2 separate regions of the Homo sapiens genome follow, and region 1 is linked to region 2. Evidence: chromatin loops called from intact Hi-C (ENCODE). Cell type or tissue: A673. All regions are shown on one strand. Links, peaks and the distances in the headings refer to the core of each region. The heading gives the core; the rest is flanking DNA.

Region 1 (11,667 bases), core at 1,785-9,784, 210 kb before region 2:
AAATGATGTTAGACAAAAAGCAAATTCGAGTGATTTTCTTATTTGAGTTCAAAATGGGTTGTAAGGCAGCGGAGACAGCTCGCAACATCAGCAGTGCGTTTGGCCCAGGAACTGCTAACAAACATACAGTGCGGTGGTGGTGCAAGAAGTTTTGCAAAGGAGACAAGAGCCTTGAAGGTGAGGAATGTAGTGGCCAGCCGTCGGAAGCTGACAATGACTAATTGAGAGCCATCACTGAAGCTCATCCTCTTACAACTACATGAGAAGTTGCCGAAAAACTCAGCGTCGACCATCCTACTGTTGTTCGGCACTGAAAGCAAATTGGAAAGATGAAAAAGCTCGATAAGTGGGTGCCTCATGAGCGGAGTGAAAGTTTAAAGAAAAAACATCGTTGTGAAGTGTCGTCTTCTCTTATTCTACGCAACAGCAACGAACCATTTCTCAATCGGATTGTGATGTGCGCCGAAAAGTCGATTTTATACGACAACTGGCGATGACCACCTCAGTGACTGGACCCAGAAGAAGCTCCAAAGCACTTCCCAAAGCCAAATTTGCGCCAAAAAAAAGGTCATGGTCACTGTTTGGTGGGCTGCTGCTGGTCTGATCCACTATAGCTTTCTGAATCCCAGAGAAACCATTACATCTGAGAAGTATGCTCGGCAAATCGATGAGCTGCACCAAAAACTGCAATGCCTGCAGCCGGCACTGGTCAACAGAAAGAGCCCAATTCCTCTCCACGACAATGCCCAGCCGTATGTCACACAACCAACACTTTGAACAAAAGTTGAAGGAATTGGGCTACACAGTTTTGCCTTATCCGCCATATTCACCTGACCTCTCGTCGACTGACTACCACTTCTTCAAGCATCTCGACAACTTTTTGCAAGGAAAACGCTTCCACAACCAGCAGGATGCAGAAAATGCTTTCCAAGAGTTCAAATGTTGAAGTATGGATTTTTACACTACAGCAATAAGCAAACATTTCTCATTGGTAAAAATGTGTTGATTGTAATGGTTCCTATTCTTACGAATAAAGATGTGTTTGAGCCTAGTTATAATGATTTCAAATTCATGGTCTGAAATTGCAATTACCTTTGCACCAACCATATATATATATAATGTATTTCTAATAAAACATTTTTCCTGCTCTTTCTCCAGTGCCTAGAATAGTGCCTGGCACATAGTAGGGGCTCGGTAAAATTTGCTGAACTAATGAATGGGCTCTATGAATCTTATCAATGTTCTAAATGCTAGCATTTTATAGATAAGGAAACTGAAACATCAAAAAGTTAACTTCCATAAGTCCCACAGCTAATTTCTTTATCTGTAAAATGGGCGTATAAATATTGCCTTTCTCATTATTATGGGGAGCAAATGAATTACCATATAACACCTTAGGGAGTGTGTCTGGCTCAGTGTTCGTGCTCACAACTGTCTATGGGCTGGGCGCAGTGGCTCATGCCTGCAATCTCAGCACTTTGGGAGGCCGAAGCAGGTGGATCACAAGGTCAGGAGTTCGAGACCAGTCTGGCCAACATGGTGAAACCCTGTCTCTACTAAAAAATACAAAAATTAGCCGGGTGTGGTGGTGGGCACCTGTAATCCCAGCTACTTGGGAGGCCGAGGCAGGATAATCGCTTGAACCTGGGAGGCAGAGGTTGCAGTGAGCCAAGATCGTGCCATTGCACTCCAGCCTGGGTGACTAGAGTGCAATCGACTCAGCCTCCCAAAGTGCTGGGATTACAGGCGTGAGCCACCAAGACCAGCCCTAAAAATTCCTTTCCATTGATGCTTCCACTCAAGCTACCATCCCATTTTTCTCCTTTTACCATCTTTTAAAACTCCTTTTCAAAAAAGTAGATCTGAAAATTAATCTATGTTGTTAGAAGTAAATAAATCAATTATTCATCAAGCTATATATATTTATGTGCACTTTGAAATATATACATATACATATTACTTTACTGAAAAATTAAGAGAGAGAGTAGCTTAACTAACCTCCTCTTCTCTAGTTTTCCTTCCCTCCTCTCCCATTCAATCATTATTCTCCCTTGCAAATTGGCTTCCATGCACAGTGTCAAAACTGTGGCCCCTGCCACATCTCAGCTTCCTCACTATACACTGTCACCATGCTGTCCTGACATTCTCCTGTCTCCAGTGTCCACTCGATGGTTCGAGTTCTTTGTCCACTTTATGAGTCTTGCTTTTCATAGGGCTATATACACCTCTGCGGCCTTTCCTTGCTGTCTCTGCCTGCTAATGTTCTGCCCCTTTGTCGAGATCTAACTCAATTCTGCCCCCTTGTCAAGATCTAGCACCTTCTCCTGGAAGTCTTCTCTGGTTTCCCTAATTCTACATCATCATTGCTCACTTAGCACTTTGGGATAGTGCCACTTGTGGGCCAGGTACTGTCTGAGGTAATGGAAGACATTCAGCCCTGCATTAGTTATTGGTTTAATATTAAGTTTTGCTATTTGCATCACAAGAAATACAGACTCATTTAAGATTTACCTCAAGTACCTGAGGGTGTATAAGGGTGATGTCTTACCACCTTTCCATCTGAGAATTTGTCTTCTGGGAATAGAAAATAGTAATGGATTCTTGACCATTGTTTCTAAGCAAAGCATGCCAGAGCTCATGTCACCCTTTCTAGTAAGAAGTTGTGAGTTTGCACTGAAGAATTATAATCAAAATGCGTAAAGCTCCCTCCCCTACCTCCACTTAAAGTTCTTTAGGGATCCTTCTGGCTCATCTGCAAGCTCCCTAATTTAAGGGACAAGTCTTTTTTCCCTTAAAAAGTTTTCCTGGGTTTAACTCCTCCCCTTCTCCCACTTTCTGCAGAGTCAATGGATTTACCCTTGAGAAGATTCTGCCTTCTGTCCTGGGGCAAGTGATGAAAGTCTCCAGCTCCCAGTCTGACTCACGAGAGTAGACAGCCTTCTGCAGAAGTTGAATTATAGACTGTGGCCCCTCCCCTGTTTTCTACCAACAGTATGAATGAGCAACACCAGACTGGACCTCAAGAATGTTTCTCCAACTGGAATTTCTCTTCTCTGACAGAGACTTGAAAGCAGCTATAGTAAAATCTAGGCATGATGATCTATGTTGGGCACTGCACAAGCACTCCTCATTCAACAAGGTGCCGTTCATATCAGAGATGCTTTATTATTGTGATAATTTTTATATGTTTATTTTTATTTTGTTTATTGGAAAGATTGACGATTTGTATGTTTCTTACAACTTCCCGGCAGATGGCAGTAAAGTGTCTTGTTTTAAGATGTTTACTATATTTTGTTCAGAGTCCATTTACAAAGGAAAAATGAGTCAGTATTCGAAATCAACATGTCTAACATCATCTGAAAATAACTTTTACTTCTAAACAAGAAATCACTTTATCTATTGGTAGGTGAGTGTTTAAATGTTTTTTAAATCCCTATTGTTGTTAGAGCTCTGGCTAATTAATATTTCATACTGCATTTCACATTATCTGCTGTGTTCGCTGCACCCAAAAGCTATTCCTGAATTCCTCGTTTAAATCTACAAGAACTTTCATTATTAGATTAATCACCATCAAATGACATACACTCAGATAATCCACAAAATGAATTACATGCACATAAATTAGAGATTACCACTTCGTGATCTGGCTAGTTCTATAATGGAAATTGCTTGTTGTGCATATCCTGTTAATAAAAATATTAATGCTTGATAATATTTAGCAGTCTGTTAATTATATATTTTGTATGTTATGTACATGTAAGTTCCGAGATAAAATACCATTGATTTTTTGCTCAGATACTACAAAGGAGTTTTTAAAATTAATTTCAGAATCAGAAAACATGGAAGGAAATCAAAGACAATCAATTAGACTACTGAATATATTTTTGGAGAAGATAGAATCAGGAGGCAAAAAATGCTAAATTAGGATGTGGATTTAATTTCAATATTTATGTCAGACATAACTTGAGAAAAAAGTGGAAGAGAAAAAGAAAACATTAAACTAGATTTTCTTTTCCCTATCGAGGTACTTGGCTATGTAATTTGAATTTTTGTCCATAGAACACTCTATTTGAAATTTGTCTACAAAATGTATACATAAGAATTTTAACTTTCCATCGTATTTAACTACTATCAGTACAGGTAGGAAGTTTTCAGAAATTACTTATTCATAAATTTTTTTTTTTTTTTTTTTTTTTTTTGAGACGGAGTCTCGCTCTGTCGCCCAGGCCGGACTGCGGACTGCAATGGCGCAATCTCGGCTCACTGCAAGCTCCGCTTCCCGGGTTCACGCCATTCTCCTGCCTCAGCCTCCCGAGTAGCTGGGACTACAGGCGCCCGCCACCGTGCCCGGCTAATTTTTTGTATTTTTAGTAGAGACGGGGTTTCACCTTGTTAGCCAGGATGGTCTCGATCTCCTGACCTCATGATCCACCCGCCTCGGCCTCCCAAAGTGCTGGGATTACAGGCGTGAGCCACCGCGCCCGGCCCATAAATTCTTACCAATGTCAAACCGACCACGCCCCTTATTATTCTACCTTAATGGTTTCTGTGTTTTCTCTATATTGCAAATTCTTCAGGGATGAAAAAAAAGTGTCAACTGAAGAATAAAGATGTTAGAATGGGTTGGCAGTACTTATCACATAATACTAATAAACAGAGGGTAAATGCACTTCAATGGTGTTAAGAATTCAAAGATTTGAAATATATATAATATAAAGTGATAAAGATGCTATGATAAAGAGAAACAATATCATGTGCACGTAATATACATGACTCGGCTTTGACAAGACAACATCTAGGGAGAAGATTATCCAGGAAACTACTAGTGCAGTGATGCAAATTGTCTTCCGGCAGGGCATGATGGCTCCCGCCTGTAATGCCAGCACTTTGGGAGGCCAAGGTGGGCGGATCACTTGAGGTCAGGAGTTTAAGTCCAGCCTGGCCAACATGACGAAACCCCATCTCTACTAAAAGTACAAAATTAGCCAGGTGTGGTGGTGCGTGCCTGTAGTCCCAGCTACTCGGAAGGCTGAGGCAGGCCCTCAGCCTTGAACCCGGGAGACAAAGGTTGCAGTGAGCCCAGATCGTGCCACAGCACTCCAGCCTGGGCAACAGAGTGAGACTCAGTCTCAAAAAAAGAAAGGAAGGAAGGAAGGAAGGAAGGAAGGAAGGAAGGAAGGAAGGAAACAAGGAAGGAAGGGAGGGAAAATTGTCTTCCTTAGCAAAAACTATCAAAAATTCAATAAAATATGGCACATTGATACCAAATAATGTTACACAGTTTTAAGGAATAAAATATAAAAACCAAATAGTTAAACTGATAGCAGAAGTAATGAATGAACTAATTTTGAAAAAGATTATTTATCTTTATTATTTCAGATACAGTCTCTGGTATAAGCCAGGTAGAACACATAAAGCTATTAGAACTACACATAAAGAACACATGAAACTATTAGAACACAAACATTTCATATGTGGATATTTGGGTGAGGGAGGTTGTCCAGTAGATGACAAAAGAAAGCATGTACAAACTTTCAGAAGGCTACTTGCAAATGTAAAGAAAAGTTACATACAGCAATGCCACAAGTATGCATAGAAATCATAATGGATTGCAACAGAGGATCCTAAAAAAGGTCTAGAGTATTTTATACTTTTTGTTATGTGTCTTTACATTTGATATTGAATGATGCAGCAAATATCTATTTTACAGCACTGAATTTTTTTATATCATCTAAGAAATTATATAACTACTCTTTTTTTTTTGCTAAAAAAAAAAAAGGGATAGATGTGCAGAACGTGTAGGTTTGTTACACAGGTATACGTGTGCCATGGTGGTTTGCTGCTCCTATTGACCCGTCCTCTAAGTTCCCTCCCCTCACCCCCAACCCCCAAACAGGCCCTGGTGTGTGTTGTTCCCCTCTCTGTGTCCATGTGTTCTCATTGTTCAACTCCCACTTATGAGTGAGAACATGCGGTGTTTGGTTTTCTGTTCCTGTGTTAGTTTGCTGAGAATGATGGCTTCCAGCTTCATCCATATCCCTGCAAAGGACATGATCTCATTCCTTTTCATGGCTGCATAGTATCCCATGCTGTATATGTACCCCATTTTCTTTATCCAGTCTATCATTGATGGGCATTTGGGTTGGTTCCATGTCTTTGCTATTGTAAATAGTGTTTCAATAAACATACGTCTGCATGTGTCTTTATAGCAGAATGATTTATATTCCTTTGGATATATACCCAGTAATAGGATTGCTGGGTCAAATGGTATTTCTGGTTCTAGATCCTTGAGGAATCGCCCTACTGTCTTCCACCATGGTCGAACTAATCTACATTCCCACCAACAGTGTAAAAGCGTTCCTATTTCTCCACAGCCTCACCAGCACCTGTTTCCTGACTTTTTAATAATTGCCATTCTGACTGGCATGAGATGGTATCTCATTTTGGTTTTGATTTGCGTTTCTCTGATGATCAGTGATGTTGAGCTTTTCATATGTTTGTTGGCTGCATTGATGTCTTTTTTTGGGAAGTGTCTGTTCATATCCTTTGCCCACTTTTTGATGGGATTGTTTGTTTTTTTCTTGTAAATATGATATAACTAACTCTTTTGCTTCAACCAAATGTTGGAATATATTGTAAAGGCATTTATGGAACATAAAATTTTAAATCATTGTTGAATATAGGATGGGAAACTTGAGGAGATGCCATCTTGCTACTAGAACTTAATTAGAGAGAGTATGCAATGCATGTTGATGATATGAATAAAAATGTAGATTCTAAAATGCAAGTCAGAAGTATACTGAAAATATCTTCTTTAAAATGCATTGTTCAGCCTAAATTAGGAGTAAAGATAAAGTTAATGTTATATGCAAACTTAGACAGGAACCCAAAGTCAGTATATATAATTCCCTTGAAAGCATAACATTATGGGCTTAGAAAATTTTTTAGGAAAAATTAACTTATGATATTCACACAAAGATATTATTGCTGCTAAACAAATTGCAGAGTTTCTCAACATTAAGCTGCTAAACAAATTGCAGAGTTTCTCAACATTAAGCCCAATTTTTCTAATATAAAAATACCAGAAAGAAGAGGAAGAATAATTTCTTTTTTTTCTTTCTTTTTTTTTGAGATGAAGTCTCACTTTGTCACCCAGGCTGGAGTGCAGTGGCGCAATCTCTGCTCACTGCAATTTCCGCCTCTGGGCTCAAGGTATTCTCCCACCTCAGCCTCCTGAGTAGCTGGGATTACAGGAGTGCCCCACCATATTCACCTAATTTTTGTATTTTTAGTAGAGACAGTGTTTACCATGTTGGCCAGGCTGGTCTTGATCTCCTGACTTCAGGTGATCCGCTCGCCTCAGCCTCCCAAAGTGCTGGGATTACAGGTGTGAGCCACCGTGCCTGGCCAGGAAGATTAATTTCAAATGTCATTTCTACAGTCAATCCACCTGTGATCCCAAATTTATTTCTATTTTTCTCTCTATAGGTTACAGTCATATTTTCTTTAAAGGAAAGATTTATATTGCAGAAGGACTATATGGTCTTTTCTGTGTCTTAGATTAGTATTTCTCAAATGTTCCTGTGCATATAGAATGCGGGGGATCTTATTAAAATGCAAATTCAGATTCAGTAACTCTGGGTTGGGACCTGAAATTCTGCATTCCTAACAAGCCCCTGATGATGCTTTGATGCTGGATATGTGGAGTAGGAAGGTTCCAGATATCGCATGTGATTTGAAGAATTGCTGTGAATATGAAGTACCAAGGCTGCGTTAAAAATGTACAATTGAAATTGACTGACAAGCATATTAAAGGCTTTTATAGATCATTCATCAATGTACAAAGCCCTAAAAACCTGAAGTTGTCTTTTAAAATCTAATGTTCTTTCACTAAAATATTGCAAAGTCTTTGTTACAATAACTTACTAGATCCACTTCCAAATAACTTCATGCCTTTCAAGATACAACTAATTTTGCCAATAGCAATATCAATGGAGAATGTGGCTTATCAAAATTAAATACATTAAGCTGGGTACCGTGGCGTGTGCCTGTAGTCCCAGTTACTGGGGAGGCAGAGTGGGGAGGATCACTTGAGACCAGGAGGTCAAGCCTGCAGTGAGCTGTGATCGCGCCACTGCACTCCAGCCTGGGGACAGAGCAAGACCCTGTCTCAAAAACAAAACAAAACAAAACAACCAATGTAAGGCCTACAATCAAGAAGAAAAGTCCACCAATCTGATGATCATTTCCATAAAATATAAGCAATAAAACAAGTAAGAATTAAAACTGTCAAAAAGAATTTTACTTCCACAAAGACAAGATGTCTTTTTTACAACAAATTATTAAATCCAAGTGACTTTGAGTTCTTAATATTATAATTAATCATTTGAATTTTTCAATATTTTATAATGAATTATTTGCTTGCATAATTTACATGGAATTACTGCCAGTCCTTGTTATTATTGAGAAATAAATAATATAACTTTTTAACTTGAGGAAAGATTAGCTTTTTCAAATTTGTACGAAATGCCATATGGGCTAGTGATAGCCTTGGTTTGGATAGTTTACTAAATAAAGAATAAAATTACCAGTGGAACTCATCTGCCTGGTCTCAAGCTCTTGATATCCTGAAATTGCTCGTGTGGTTCAAATAATCCATATATAGTCTGACCCAGGAGAGGATTTTAATGGTCCACCAGATAGATTGTTAAAAGGATACCTGTGGTACCAAGGAAAACAGGATTCTTGGCCATGGATCTGCCTTCTGGGTACTTAGGAAGACCAATTACCAAGTCTTCATGGGAAAAATAGGAACTATTGACCTGCGTGGCATAGAACCCTGGAATTGGAAGCTTGTCCAGGGTCCAAGGCAGCTCCAGCTATTATATTAAGAGTTTCTTTATCCCTTCCCCAGTAGTCTGCACTCCAGCCATTCAAATAACCCACCTTCTCCCTCCTCCTTTCCCTTTTCCTTCTTTTTCTGCCTCTACTACTGATCTCTGTGTAGCTCAATTAGTAAGAGAATCTGACTGGACTAATAAGGTCACTCTTGTTCCTGCTGGACAAAACTCTCCTAAACCCGGACTTGTGTCAAAAGAACCCCTTGGGAAAACTCTTCTAACCAGGGGACAGTGGATGGGGACCCTTCACTTACAGGGCTGGGGATAAAAATTGACTGTGTAGCGAAACTTTTGAAAACAGTTGTTTGTTTAAAAACACTCTTGACGGAAATTATCTTTATAAACAACATTCATTTTCCTGACTATAAAAGCAGTATCTGCTTGTTTTAGAAAAATATAGAAAAAAGTAAAGAAGAAACATAAAATAATCACTGTCCATTTTTGTTGTATTTTCTAGTTAAATATGTTTGTGGCTGGGTGCATGGTGGCTCATGCCTGCAATTCCAGCACTTTGGGAGGCCAGTGCAGGCAGATTGCTTGAGCCGAGGAGTTCGAGACCAGCCTGGACAGCATGGTGAAACCCCATCTCTACAAAAAAAAAAAAAAAAAAAAAAAAAAAAAAATTAGCTCGGTGTAGTGGTGCATGCCTGTAGTGCCAGCTACTTGGGAGGCTGAAGTGGGAGGATCACTTGAGCCTGGGCAGCAACCTAGGTACAATGAACCATGATTGTGCCACTGTACTTCAACCTGGGTGACAGAGCGAGACCCTGTGTCAAAAAATATCTATATCTCTCTAAATATAATATATATACATATATATGTTTGTGTGTGTACTTACATGCATATTGAAAACATATATAACATTTGAGATTATACTACACATATTCTTTTTTCCTTTATTTTGTGAGATTTTTTTCTAAGTGATAAAAAAATTCTTCATAAACACTTTTGCTAACTAGATCCCTCATCTTCCGACAAGAGATGCGCTATTATCAGCAACTTCACTATTGTGAGGCAGATGTGGATTTTAACCAGACTTCATCTGTATGACAATATTGGAGGGGTAGCTGTGGGGACAACTCACTGTATTGTGCCTGGGGTTTTTCACCCCCAGACCTGACAGGAAAAATAGCTGGTTTCTGTCTCCAGGTCAGCTCTGGCAGCCGGGACTCCATCCACTGAACACAGGCTCCAAGAGGGGGAAGGACTGGCACGGGGATGTGGCGCACCTGCTTCCAGGAAGGAGCTGGTGGTAAAGGGTTACAGGATTAGAGAGCTAAGCTGAAGGGATGCACCTGGAGGCAGTCCTGCATGCTGGATTTACAACAGGAGCCTGGGCTTCGTATAAATGAGTAATGCTTCATGATGCTCTTTTCCGAGCAAGCTGCAAAAATTGGCAGGGGCCCTTCAGTGTGCTGTCGATGTGTCTGGAATTCAAATAATTTGATTCTGAGATACAATGACAATGGGAAGCAAGGCATTACCTTGCGAGAATGATGGCAGAGACAGCTGCTGCAACCAGCATCCATGGAAGAGGTTGCGCGAACAACTGTTCTCCCTTTGCCGTCCCCCTGAAATCTCTATTATGCCTCGCTGCTACTGCCCTTACTCAAGGGCATTAAATTAAAAAGTAATGTAGCTGATAATTCTTCCTTTCTTTTGCCCCAGTTCAGGCAGTGAAGAATGGGTAAAGTGAAATAAAAACCTTGACGGAAACTGATATGTCTCTTTAAAAAAATGATGCTGACATTAGACACAGCTCAGGAGGGTACAATTTGAATATCGGGTGGCATTGCAACGTACAGCATCACTTGCTTTCTTTGCTTTTAAATTTGTCTTTGTTGGCTGAACACGTTAATATTTTTCCAAGGTGTAATAGCTGGGAGGGTTCCATCAGGAATAACAGGAGATCTGGTGAGCACTGGGTTCTTTTATCTTCCAAATCATAAGGCATTTTGCTTGTGCTGGTTGTCATTTCCATTAGAAGAACTGATAAGCAGATTCTGACTTCATTTGCCCAAATATAGTGCTCTTGTTGGTAGAGCATTTAGCTTCTCTGAAGCACTTTATTTTTTATTTATTTATTTATTTATTTTTGAGACAGAGTGTCGCTCTGTCTCCCAGGCCAGAGTCCAATGGCACAATCTTGGTTCACTGCAACCTCCGCCTCCTGGGTTCAAGCAATTATCCTGCCTCAGCCTCCTGAGTAGCTGGGATTACAGGCACCCACCACCATGCCTGGCTAATTTTTGTATTTTTAGTAAAGATGGGGTTTCGCCATGTTGGAACCAGGCTGGTCTTGAACTCCTGACCTCAGGTGATCTGCCTGCCCCAGTCTATAAAGTACTGGGATTATAGGCTTAAGCCACCGACCCCTGCCAGCACTTTATTTTTTTAAGTCTTTTTTTTTTTTTTTTTTTTTTTGTCTAGGCCATAGCATTCTGGAGAAGAGCTCTAGACAAGAACTGTGAGCTCTTAGTTATGATTTCAGATTTGCTGTTGTGGCTTGCTATCTCTGGATCTCCTTTTTTCCATCTAGAAAAGGAAAAGTGTTGGGCTTTCCTCTCCAGATCCCCAATTCCCTGATTCTGTTATCTAATTTGATAATTTATTACTAATGGTAGCATTGGCAAAATTGCCAGGTATTTTGACTCCACCTTTCCTACAAAAATCAGTCTTTTAAAAAGAATTTGGAAAACAACATTTTGACTTTTTCTTAACCTCATAAATACTTAGTTCTCAGAATGTGAACATGTAAATAGTAATG
Region 2 (11,667 bases), core at 1,865-9,864:
GGTCTGTAATTTTAATCAGAACTTCAGGGGAATGTATTTCCATAAGAAGGCTAAGACCTATAGTTCAAGTTCAAGCGGTGTAACTAGGATAAAAGGAGTTTTCATGACCTGGTCATAGCTTACCTGGCTAGTCTTATTATCTGCAGCTCTCTCCCTGCCATCCCTCCCCAATTAATACTCCCATAATATAGAAACACTTGGGATCCCTAAACCACACGATATGATTTTATGCTTTCATGTGCTATTGAGCATGCTGTTCCCTCTGCCTGCAATGCCTTTCCTCTTTCTTTTACCCACTTTTGTTTCTTGTAAAAATTATCTTTCGCCAGGTGCAGTGGCTCACACCTGTAATCCCAGCACTTTGGGAGTCCGAGGTGGGCGGATCTCCTGAGGTTGGGAATTCGAGACCAGCCTGACCAACATGGAGAAACCCTGTCTCTACTAAAAATACAAAAATTAGCCGGGCTTGGTGGCACATGCCTGTAATCCCAGCGACTTGGGAGGCTGAGGCAGGAGAATCGCTTGAACCCGGGAGGCGGAGGTTGCAGTGAGCCGAGATCATGCCATTGAACTCCAGCCTGGGCAACAAGAGTGAAACTTCGCCTCAAAAAAAAAAAAAAATCTTTCAAAATTCAGCTCTGGCAACATTTCCAGAGAGCCTTTTCTGATTCCCACCCATAAAGAGTTACCCACTCCACTTATGTGTCACCTCTGTTCTTGTACAGCCTTCTGGGTTGCCCATATTTTTGCCATAAAAAAGAAAATATCTTAAGTAGACATTTATATTGAAGCATAACATACCTACAGGAGTGTGCAAACTGTAGGCATATGGCTCAATGAACTTTACGAAGTGAACACAGCTATGTAACTATCACTCTGAACAAGAGATAGAATATTGGCCAGGCATAATATCTCATACCCGTAATCCTGGCACTTTGGGAGGCTGAGGTGAGTGGATAGCTTGAGTCCAGGAGTTAGAGACTAGTCTGGGTAATGTGGGGAAACCTCACCTCTACCAAAAAAAAAAAAAAACATATATATATATATACACACAAAAATTAGGCTGGGCATGGTGGCTCACATCTGCAATCCCAGAGCTTTGGGAGGCTGAGGCGGGTGGACCACCTGAAGTCAGGAGTTCGAGACCAGCCTGGCCAACATGGTGAAACCCTGTATCTACTAAAAATACAAAAAATTAGCCTGGCGTGGTGGCGGCTGTAATCCCAGCTACTTGGGAGGCTGGCGCAGGAGAATCGCTTGAACCCGGGAGGCAGAGGTTGCAGTGAGCCGAGATTGCGCCATTGCACTCCAGCCTGGGCAACAAGAGTGAAACTCCATTTCAAAAACCAAACAAATAAACAAACAAACAAAAATTAGCAGGGCATGGTGGCGCACACCTGTGGTCCCAGCTGCTTGGGAAGCTGAGGTGGGAGGATCACCTGAGCCCGGAGAGGTCTAGGCTGCAGTGAGCCATGATCGCACCACTGCACTCCAGCCTGGCTGACAGAGTGAGACCCTGTCTCAAAAATAAATAATTAAATAAAAAAATAAAAAGAGAATATTGCCAGGACCTCAAAAGCCTCTCTTGTGCTACATCCCAGTCATTACCTAATGACAAAGGTAATCACTGTTCCGATTTCTTTTACCATAGATTAGTTTGTTTTTATTGTTCCATACTTTTGTGTCTAGTTTCTTTGATTCAACATTATGTGTGTTGAATTTATCCATGTTGTTGCTAGTAGCAGTGGTTTGTTCATTTTCACAGCTATATGTATTAAATAAATATACCATATATTTATCTTTTTCTACTATTGATAGAAATTTGGGTTGTTTCCATTTTTGGTTACTAAGAACAATGCTGCCATGAACATGCTTGTATATGTCTCTTGATGACCATATCTATGCTTTTCTATTAGTATATGCCTAAAGCAGAATTTCTGAGTTATACGGTATGTGAATACTCAGCTTTAGGAGATACTGACAAACACTGTTCTAAGATGGCTGGGCCTATTTATTTATTTATATATATTTTTTATTTTTTTGAGACAGAGTCTCACTCTGTCACCCAGGCTGGAGTGCGGTGGCACGATCTTGGCTCACTGCAACCTCCACCTCCCAGGTTCAAGTGATTCTCTTGTCTCAGGCTCCCGAGTAGCTGGGATTACAGATGCACGCCGCCATGCCCGGCTAATTTTTTGTATTTTAGTAGAGATGGGTTACGCCGTGTTGCCCAGGCTGGTCTCAAACTCCTGAGCTCAGGCAATCCACTCGCCTCAGCCTCCCAAAGTTCTAGGATTGCAGGTGTGAGCCACCGCGCACGGCTGTCTGGGCCAATTTATACTCCCATCCACACTGCATGGAAATTCCAGTTGCGCTACATTCTTGCCATTCCTTGTTTATTTCAGGTTTTGCTTTGTTTTTGTTTTGTTTTCTTTTGCTTTTAGGACAGGGTCTTGCTTTGTCACCCTGGCTGGAGTGCAGTGGCACGAACATGGCTCACTGCAGCCTTAACCTCCCAGGCTCAAGAGATCCTCTCTCCTCAGCCCCCCAAGAAGCTGAGACTACAGGCACGTGCCACCATGCCCAGGTAATTTTTGTAGTTTTTGTAGAGATGGGGTTTCGCCATGTTGCCCAAGCTGGTCTTTAACTCCTGAGCTCAGGCCATCTGCCCGCATTGGCCTCTCAAAGTGCTGGGATTACAGGCATAAGCCAATGTGCCTGGCCCATTTCAGTTTTTAAATTTTAGCCATTTTGGTGACTATGTAGTAGTATCTCACTGAAGTATATCACATTAAATTGTATCTCTTTATATATTTGACTACCCTTCTTAATACTAATTTTCTGGAGGCCATAGGATTATGTCTTATTCAACATGTGAATAAACACAGACAGTGCCTGGCATGCACAAGGTGCTAAGTTCTTGTTGCAGAAGTAATGAGGGGCTGAGAAGTCTTCCAAATGCTAAAATCAAACATTTCCGGTACATAAAAATCGACCTTGCCTAAGTTTAATCATCATCAAATCCCAGTCAACAGACATGCCTGAGTGTCCACTCACTGCCAGTATTAGTCTTCTGATACTTTCTTCCCAAGGCCTCATCAGCTGAGTGCTTCATAGCATTGCCTGGCAATGTAGACACTAGAGCTGTGACAGTCCTAATCATAAAGGTAAAAGAACCCTTGAAATATGATTCCATTTCCCCCACTTTCTTCCAAAATCATATGTAAATCCCACAAAGAGTGGAATAATCTAATCCTTGTTTAAAGACAACCAGTTATGCAAATAGAGCCCCAATAAGGTACTGCTTCTCACTGAGACACATTCACTAGCACAGCGATAATCAAAAACATGGCTAAGGGCGGGGCGCGGTGGCTCACACCTGTAATCCCAGCACTTTGGGAGGCCAAGGTGGGCAGATCACCTGAGGTCGGGAGTTCAAGACCAGCCTGGCCAACATGTTGAAACCCTGTCTCTACAAAAAATGCAAAAATTAGCTGGGCATGATGGCAGGTGCCTGTAATCCCAGCTACTTGGGAGCCTGGGGCGGAAGAATAGCTTGAACCTGGGAGGTGGAGGTTGCAGTGAGCTGAGATTGTGCCATTGCACTCCAGCCTGGGCGATAGAGCGAGACTCTGTCTCAAAAAAACAAAAACAACAAACAAACAAACAAACATGGCTAATAACAAGTGTTTGATGAGGATGTAAAGAAATTGAAACCTCATACAAAGCTGAATATGGTGCAGCCACTTTGGAGAACACTTAGGCAGTTGCTCAAAATATTACATGTAGGCCAGGCACAGTGGCTCATGCCTGTAATCCCAGCACTTTGGGAGGCTGAAGAGGGCGGATCACGAGGTCAGGAGATTGAGGCCAGTGTGGTCAACATGATGAAACCCCATCTCTACTAAAAATACAAAAAAAATTAGCCGGGCGTTGTGGTGCGCACCTACAGGCCCAGCTACTTTGGAGCTTGAGGCAGGAGAATCGCTTGAACTCGGGAGGTGGAGGCTGCAGTGAACCGAGATCACACCACTGCACTCCAGCCTGGGCAACAGAGCGAGACTCCATCCCAAAACAAAAACAAAAACAAAAACATTACACATAAAGTTACCATATAACCTAGCAATCTACTGTAGGTGTATACCTAGTGAATTGAAAACATGTGTTCATACAAAAAACTTGTACATGAATGTTGCATTAGTCTGTTCTCTCATTGCTATAGAGAACTACCTGAGGCCAGGTGCAGTGGCTTACACCTGTAACCCCAACACTTTGGGAGGCCAAGGCAGGTGGATCATGAGGTCAAGAGATCAAGACCATCCTGGCCAACATGGTGAAACCCCGTGTCTACTAAAAATACAAAAAAAAATCAGCCAGGCATGGTGGCGCGTGCCTGTAGTCCCAGCTACTTGGGAGGCTGAGGCAGGAGAATCACTTGAACCCAGGAGGCAGAGGTTGCAGTGAGCCGAGATCGCGTCACTGCATTACAGGCTGGTGATAGAGTGAGACTCCGTTGAAAAAAAAAAAACTACCTGAGACTGGGTAATTTATAAAGAAAAGAGGTTTAATTGGCTTACTGTTCCACAGGCTGGGGGAGGCCTCAGGAAACTTATCATCATGGCAGACGGCAAAGGGGAAGCAGGCACAATCTTCACATGGTGCAGCAGGAGAGACAGAGTGAGGGTGGAAGTGCTACACACTTTTAAACAACCAGATCTCGTGAAACTCACTATCACAGCAACAGCAAGAGGGAAGTCTGCCCTTATGATCCAATCACCTCCCACCCACTAGGCCCCTTCTCCAACATTGGGGATCACAATTTGACATGAGATTTGGGTGGGGACACAAATCCAAACCATATCAAATATTCACAACAGCATTATTCACAACAACCAAGAAGTGGAAGACACCCCAAGTGTCTATCAATGGATGAATAGACAAACAAACTCTAGTATACCTATTCAATGGAATATTATTCAGCCATAAAAAGGAATGAAATTCATGCCAAAACAAGGATGTATCTTAAAAATACTATGATAAGTGAAATAAGCCAGGCACAAAAGGCCATATATTGTAGGGTTCCAGCTATCTAAAATGTCCAGAATAGGCAATTTCATAGAGAAAGTAGATTAGCAGTAGCCAGGGGCTAGGAGGAGGGGTAAATGGGGAATGACTGCTAATGAGGTACATGTTACTTCCTGGGGTGATAAAAATGTCCTAAAATTAGGTAATGGCAATGGTTGCATTACTCTCAAATATCAAATATACTAAAAACCAGTTAATTGTACACTTTAAATGGGTTAATTTTATGATAGGTAAATTAGAGCCCAATAAAAGTTATACAACACACTGAGCTGTTGTTTTAGTTTTGCATAATTTACTTATCTAAATTATTTGCAATAAACTTGTATTACTCTTGCAATTTTTTAAAAATGAAGGTTTAAAAATATTTAATTATAATTTATACTTTTTTTCTGTGAAAAGGCTGCATAAACGCATTCCTTGTCACACCATCATTTCTTTTTCTCACATCAAATCAGCCCTAGCTATCCTAAAGAACTGTCTTCTTTCCGCTTTAGGTGGATGTTAGCACAGCATTCACGAGGAGAAACACCACCAGCTCTAGCTCCAAAGAACGCCAAGGAATATGATCTTGCAATACTATAGGGCTGCCAGATCTGCATTTGGTTTAGACAAGGAGGGCCCAGAGAAAAGGTTGCTGCCTTCTTTCATTGTCCTCTGTAGGCAAAGTCTAAATGGGGTATGACTAGGATGTCCAATATCTCCTTCTATTTTTTCTCTTCTGCCCTCTTTTTGGTTTTTTTTTTTTGGGAGACGAAGTCTCACTCTTGTCCCCCAGGCTGGAGTGTGATGGCGTGATCTTGGCTTACTGCAACCTTGGCCTCCCGGGTTCAAACCGTTCTCCTGCCTCAGCCTCCCGAGTAGCTGGGATTACAGGCGCCTGCCACCACGCCTGGCTAATTTTTGTATTTTTGGTAGAGACAGGGTTTCATCATATTGGCCAGGCTGGTCTCAAACTCCTGACCTCAGGTGATCCACCTGCCTCGGCCTCCCAAAGTGCTGGGATTACAGGCATGAGCCACTGAGCCCAGCCATCTTCTGGTCTCTTTAAGAGGAAAATGCAAAACAAAAAGTAGCAGCAGAAAACATACATATTACAGTACACTACTGTCATTTTTTATTACTTTTTTTTTTTTTTTTGAGATGGAGTCTTTGTTGCCCAGGCTGGAGTGCAGTGGCGCGATCTCGGCTCACTGCAACCTCCCCCTCCTGGGTTCAAGCGACTCCTCTGCCTCAGCCTCCTGACTAGTTAGGATTACAGGCATTAGCCACCACGCCTGGCTAGTTTTCGTATTTCTAGTAGAGACGTGGTTTCTCCATGTTGGTCTTCAAACCCCTGACCTCAGATATCTGCCCGCCTCGGCCTCCCAAAGCGCTAGGATCACAGGCGTGAGCCACCTCACTTGGCCGCCTTTGATTACTTTTTAAAATTTCTTCTTAGTTTTTTCCTTGTTCCAATATTTTCCCTAGATCGGCTGTACCAGCATCGAAACAGGGCTTGTTAGAAACTCAAATTACCAGCCGGCCCTCAGAGTCTCCATTAGTCATTCAGCGGGCGGGGCCCAGCCAGCAGCGCTTTAGCAAGCCCTCCAGGCCGTTCTGACTCTTCCCCGAGAAAAGGCTTCAGCTTTTCAAGTATAACGTACTATACAAGAGCTGAAACTACAGACTTGCTGAGTCACCCTTCCTTTCTCTTGGTCACCCGAACCTTCCATTCACCATTCTGCCTGGATTCCATTCTGCCTGGATTCTTCTCTCGGCATATTTCTCTCGATATTTTCTCTTCCATCTTGGAATCTGCTTCTTCCTGAATCAGCACCTCGAGTTTGCCGTCCTTTTCCATCTATCAACATGCCCTACTTAAGACACTGTCACAGCACTACCTGGGAGGAAAGATAGGAAGATACCATGAAAAGAAGATGTTTTTGAACATTTTTGGCACTTATTTTTGTGAAAATGAGTAGCATGTACACTCTACGTCTATAGAGCAGAGATTCACAAGCTTGAATGTGCAAAGGGGAGTTTCGTTTTTTAAATGGATGTTCCTAGGTTTCAGATTCTGGGATGTAGAGGCAATGTCTGGGGGGGAGTCTAGGAATTTTCATTTTGACAAGTACCCCAGGTCATTTGGAAATTGGTGGTCCTTGCCTACTTTGGGAAGCACTGCATCAAAGACGAGAATTGGGGTGTGGGGGGTAGGGCTCTCTCCTTTGCAAATTCTACATCCACTGAAAATCTATGCAAGAAAAAAACAAACACAGGACCTACATCTTCTCATGACATTTTTCACATCTCTAGTGATTTGGTGCTTAGGAGACCTTTAAATCAAGTTCTCAGGCTCTCAAGATAAACAAGTTATCAACACACAAAGAGTAAACCATTAATATAGGGGGAGTTGTGCTGTTAGGTGTGAAAATTATTCTTGAAATAATACTATCCTGACCAGCTATAGGAACAATCTTGAATAAGCTGATTACTTCTATACTTATATTCCCCTAGTATGTATTAACTGAGATACATAAAGTTTTATTCCTTCCAAAATTCATGGAGCAGTTAGTTGTTACCTTGAAGGAAGTTATTTTTCTCAAATTATTGTTCACAGTGGTTGTATGTATTAGTAGGGGAATTGATACACAGAATACTTTATTGCCTGAAATGACCATGATTATTCATATTGCCAAGATGCAAGATCACCCTACGAACAGATCAGCTTGCATCTTGGCAACATGCATAATGCAGTTAGTTCTCTTTTTTTTCTTTTCCTTCCTTCCTTCCTTCCTTCCTTCCTTCCTTCCTTCCTTCCTTCCTGTCTCTCTCCCCCCTCCACGCTCCCCCCTTTTTCTCTTTCTTTCTTTCTCTTTCTCTCTCTCTCTCTCCCCCACCCGCGCCCCACCCCCCTTCTTTCTTTCTTCCTTTTTTTTTTTTTTTTTTTTGAGACAGAGTCTTGCTCTGTTGCCCAGGCTGGAGTGCAGTGCCGTGATCTCAGCTCACTGCAACCTCCGCTTCCTGGGTTCAAGTGATTCTCCTGCCTCAGCCTCCTGAGTAGCTAGGATTACAGGCATGCACCACCATACCCGCCTAATTTTTACATTTTTTTTAGTAGAGACGGGGTTTCGCCACGTTAGCCAGACTGGTCTCAAACTCCTGACCTCAGGTGATCCACCCACCTTAGCCTCCCAAAGTGCTGGGATTACAGGCGTGAGCCACCTCAATAAGGCATTTCTAAAGGCATTTTTAATTTGGGGCGCCAGTGTCATCAGAGTAGCTTTACTTGTAAAGTGCTAGAACAAGTGACTACTTTTTTGTTTTGTTTTTTGAGATAGAGTCTTGCCCTGTCACCCAGGCTGGAGTGCAGTGGCGCAATCTTGGTTCACTGCAACCTCTGCCTCCCAGGTTCAAGTGATTCTCCTTCCTCAGCCTCCTGAGTAGCTGGGATTACAGGCACCCGCCACCATGCCCGGCTAATTTTTGTATTTTTAGTAGAAACAGGGTTTCACCATGTTGGCCAGGCTGGTCTCGAACTCCTGACCTTGGGTGATCCGTCTGCCTTGGCCTCCCAAAGTGCTGGAATTACAAGCATGAGCCACCGTGCCTGGCCAGTGACTACATCTTTTATCTCATAAAATAGAACAGCATTTCCCAAACTCGGCATTATTGATGTTTTGGTCTGAATAATTGTGTGTTGTTTTGTGCATTGTAAGATGTTTAGAAGCATCTTTGGCCTCTACAAACTGGATGCAATTAACATCTTCCCCTCAAGTTGTGACAACTAAATACTTCTAGACATTGCTAGTGATTTGGTGCTTAGGAGACCTTTAAATCAAGTGTCCCCGAGGGACAAAATCACCACAGGTTGGGAACCACTGAAATAGAAACATGATGTTAAGACAACATACAATTCATATAAGTAACTATATGAAAGATTTTAGTACCTGTGGCCAAGGTGTTTTTGCTTTTAAAACATTTTTATTTTTAGGCTGGGCGCAGTGGCTCAGGCCTGTAATCCCAGCTCTTTGGGAGGCCAAGGCAGGTGGGTTGCCTGAACTCAGGAATTTGAGGCCAGCCTGGCCAACATGGTGAAATCCTGTCTCTACCAAAAATACAAAAATTAGTCGGGCATGATGGCATGCACCTGTAATCCCAGCTACTCGGGAGGCTGAGGCAGGAGAACCACTTGAACCCAGGAGGTAGAGATTGCAATGAGCTGAGATCTTGCCACTGCACTCCAGCCTGGGCGACAGAATGATACTCCATCTCAAAAAAATAAATAAATAAAATAAAATAAAAATAAAATTTTTATTTTTTAGATGCTGGGTTTTACTCTGTTGTCCACGCTGGAGTGTAGTGACATGATATTGCATCCTCGAACTACTGGGCTCAACTAATGCTCTCATTTCAGCCTCCCGAGTAGCTGGGATTTCAAGCACATACCACTGTGTTTACTTTTACATTGAGTAAAGTGTGTAGCTTCTAAGAGTGTTCAATAACAAACAACAGTATTTCGTGAAATCTGAAATAACTATTCTGAACATATTGTACCTCTACAAAACATGAAGTCCTGTTTCTAAGCATAATATTACACGCAAGAAAAGGTGGACATAGGAAAATATAAGCGGAAAAGGATGTTATCTCAGCTGATGACCAAAATGTAAGAATTCAGAGACAGTATGGACCAATAGTAATAATAATATTAAAACCGTACTGATATGTTAATACAGTAGGCAATACTTAGTGACAAAATAGTTGTGCCAGGCATGCTATTGCTTATGAGGATCCAGAGATGGAAAAACAAAACGACTGCTCTTTTTCTTTGAAAAGCTTAGAGTTTAGTGGTGGTTCATGGACACATAGACAATCATTGATTGAATTACAATAAAAAAGACTGTACTGGAAAAATTATGATAGAAATGTCTACTCCTGACTTGTAGTAAAATGATGGAAAAACAAATTTAAGAAACTTTAAGAGCCTTAGCTATGTGAACAGTGTAGTTCACACTTTGGTCAGGTTTCTGTCAACCTGAAACAAAGAGGCAGTTCATATAATTCAGATGAAGATTCCTCTCTTTTGCTACAAATAAGCATTAGCTTATTGGGTGACTCAAGTTCAAGCAGTTGAATTATTTTGCTAAAATGATCAGGATAAATAGTTTAATTATTCACTTTGTGGAAACTTCAAAGTGCTGTGGTCTAATGAATTGAACAAGCAAATGTCAGCTTGAAAGATTTGTTATTGAAATATATTATTTTGCATATTGTTGTATTTGCTTTATGTTAATATATTTAATATTGGCATATATTAAAGTATACCAAGGTTTTTAAATTTATAAACCATTTATAAACATATTCTGCTCCTCCAGTGTGTTTTCTGGGAACCCTTTATTTCTTCAATGATGCAATGACTGCAAGTTACTGCATAGCTCTGTACTAGAAAAAAGGGTTTAAAAAATGAGTATTTAAAATTCACATAAACATAGCTTCAGTCAAGTAGGAAATACACAAATTTGAATGACTGAGACCTTGGCATTGATCTGGGCAGGAAGTGAGCTTTAGGACACAGCTTTGCCTTAAATTTATTGGTCTTTCTGGACTTGCTGACCTGAACAGACAAACGCAGAATGTCAGAACACCAATGAAATGGGATTGGGATGATATAGGAAGTGAAAGCGTGACAGCTTCATATATTCACCAAATATTTCTGGCTCATCTGCTTCCTACCCGGCATCTGATAGAATACCATCTCTTGACTCCCTTATAGTTGGATAGGGTCATGTGACTCTTTTTGGCCAATGAATTTAAGCAGATGTGATGCATATCTACTTGTCTAAAGCATTTAATTGACTGAGATATTCCTGAGTTCTCTTGTGGTACAGTGATCAGCAACACTTGAGATATGGCATCAGCATGAATCTACTGAGTGACTACTACGAACAGGGCCCTCTGTTGAACTGTGATGGATGTGTACCATTTGCAGTTGTTTTTTGTTTTTTGAGACAGTCTCACTCTGTTGCTTAGGCTGGAATGCAGTGGCACAATCTTGGCTCACTGCAGCCTCTGCCTCCCGGGTTCTCGTGCCTCAACCTCCTGAGCAGCTGTAATTACAGGCATGCGCCACCACACCCAGCAAATTTTTTTGTATTTTTAGTAGAGACAGGATTTGCCATATTGGCCAGGCTGGTCTCGAACTCCTGACCTCAAGTGATCTGCCAGCCTTGGCTTCCCAAAGTGTTGGAATTACAGGCATGAGCCCCTTCACCTGGCCCCTTTGTAGTTTTAAACCAGGGATTGGCAAACACTTTTTTTGTAAAAGAAGAGATAGTATTCTAGGTTTTGCACACCCTACTGTCTGTTGCACACCCAAGTACTCAACTCTGCTGTGCTATGGCAGAGAGGCAGTCATAGAATGGATGTGCATAGATGGATTGGATGTCTCCCAATAAAACTTTAGACATTGGTCAATTCCGAGGAACAAAACAGTGATTTCTGAAACTTTAATGTACACACAAATCTCCTGAAGATCTTGTTAAAATGTAGATTCAGTTAAGTCTGCTATGCAGTCCAAGATAGTAGTGATAGTGGTAGTGAGAG

What was found. Peaks named below come from ENCODE experiments on the same cell type or tissue, not always from the same donor. Only the 100,000 strongest peaks of a DNase experiment are listed, where the experiment ranks them.
Region 1: it touches region 2 in a loop (14-fold over the local background); 2 of 110 quality-filtered maps call a loop at or near these places.

What each region holds. Positions count from the first base shown.
Region 1 is chr11:33,832,386-33,844,052 of GRCh38, forward strand. No RefSeq gene overlaps it. Among named protein-coding and RNA genes, the nearest start is that of LINC02721, 16 kb to the left of the region's middle. In A673, for the core only: a CTCF peak has its summit at 3,233 (motif pointing right); DNase peaks (open chromatin) are centred at 2,956, 3,266, 4,816, 5,116 and 1 weaker place; H3K4me3 peaks cover 957 bases; H3K27ac peaks cover 3,281 bases.
Region 2 is chr11:34,038,411-34,050,077 of GRCh38, forward strand. LOC101929918 (a long non-coding RNA gene) reads right to left here. Exons shown (of 3, transcript XR_931177.3): 3 at 6,177-6,965. Among named protein-coding and RNA genes, the nearest start is that of CAPRIN1, 7.5 kb to the right of the region's middle. In A673, for the core only: no CTCF peak of the experiment used is centred there; DNase peaks (open chromatin) are centred at 5,661, 6,691, 7,901, 8,861 and 1 weaker place; H3K4me3 peaks cover 1,209 bases; H3K27ac peaks cover 7,282 bases.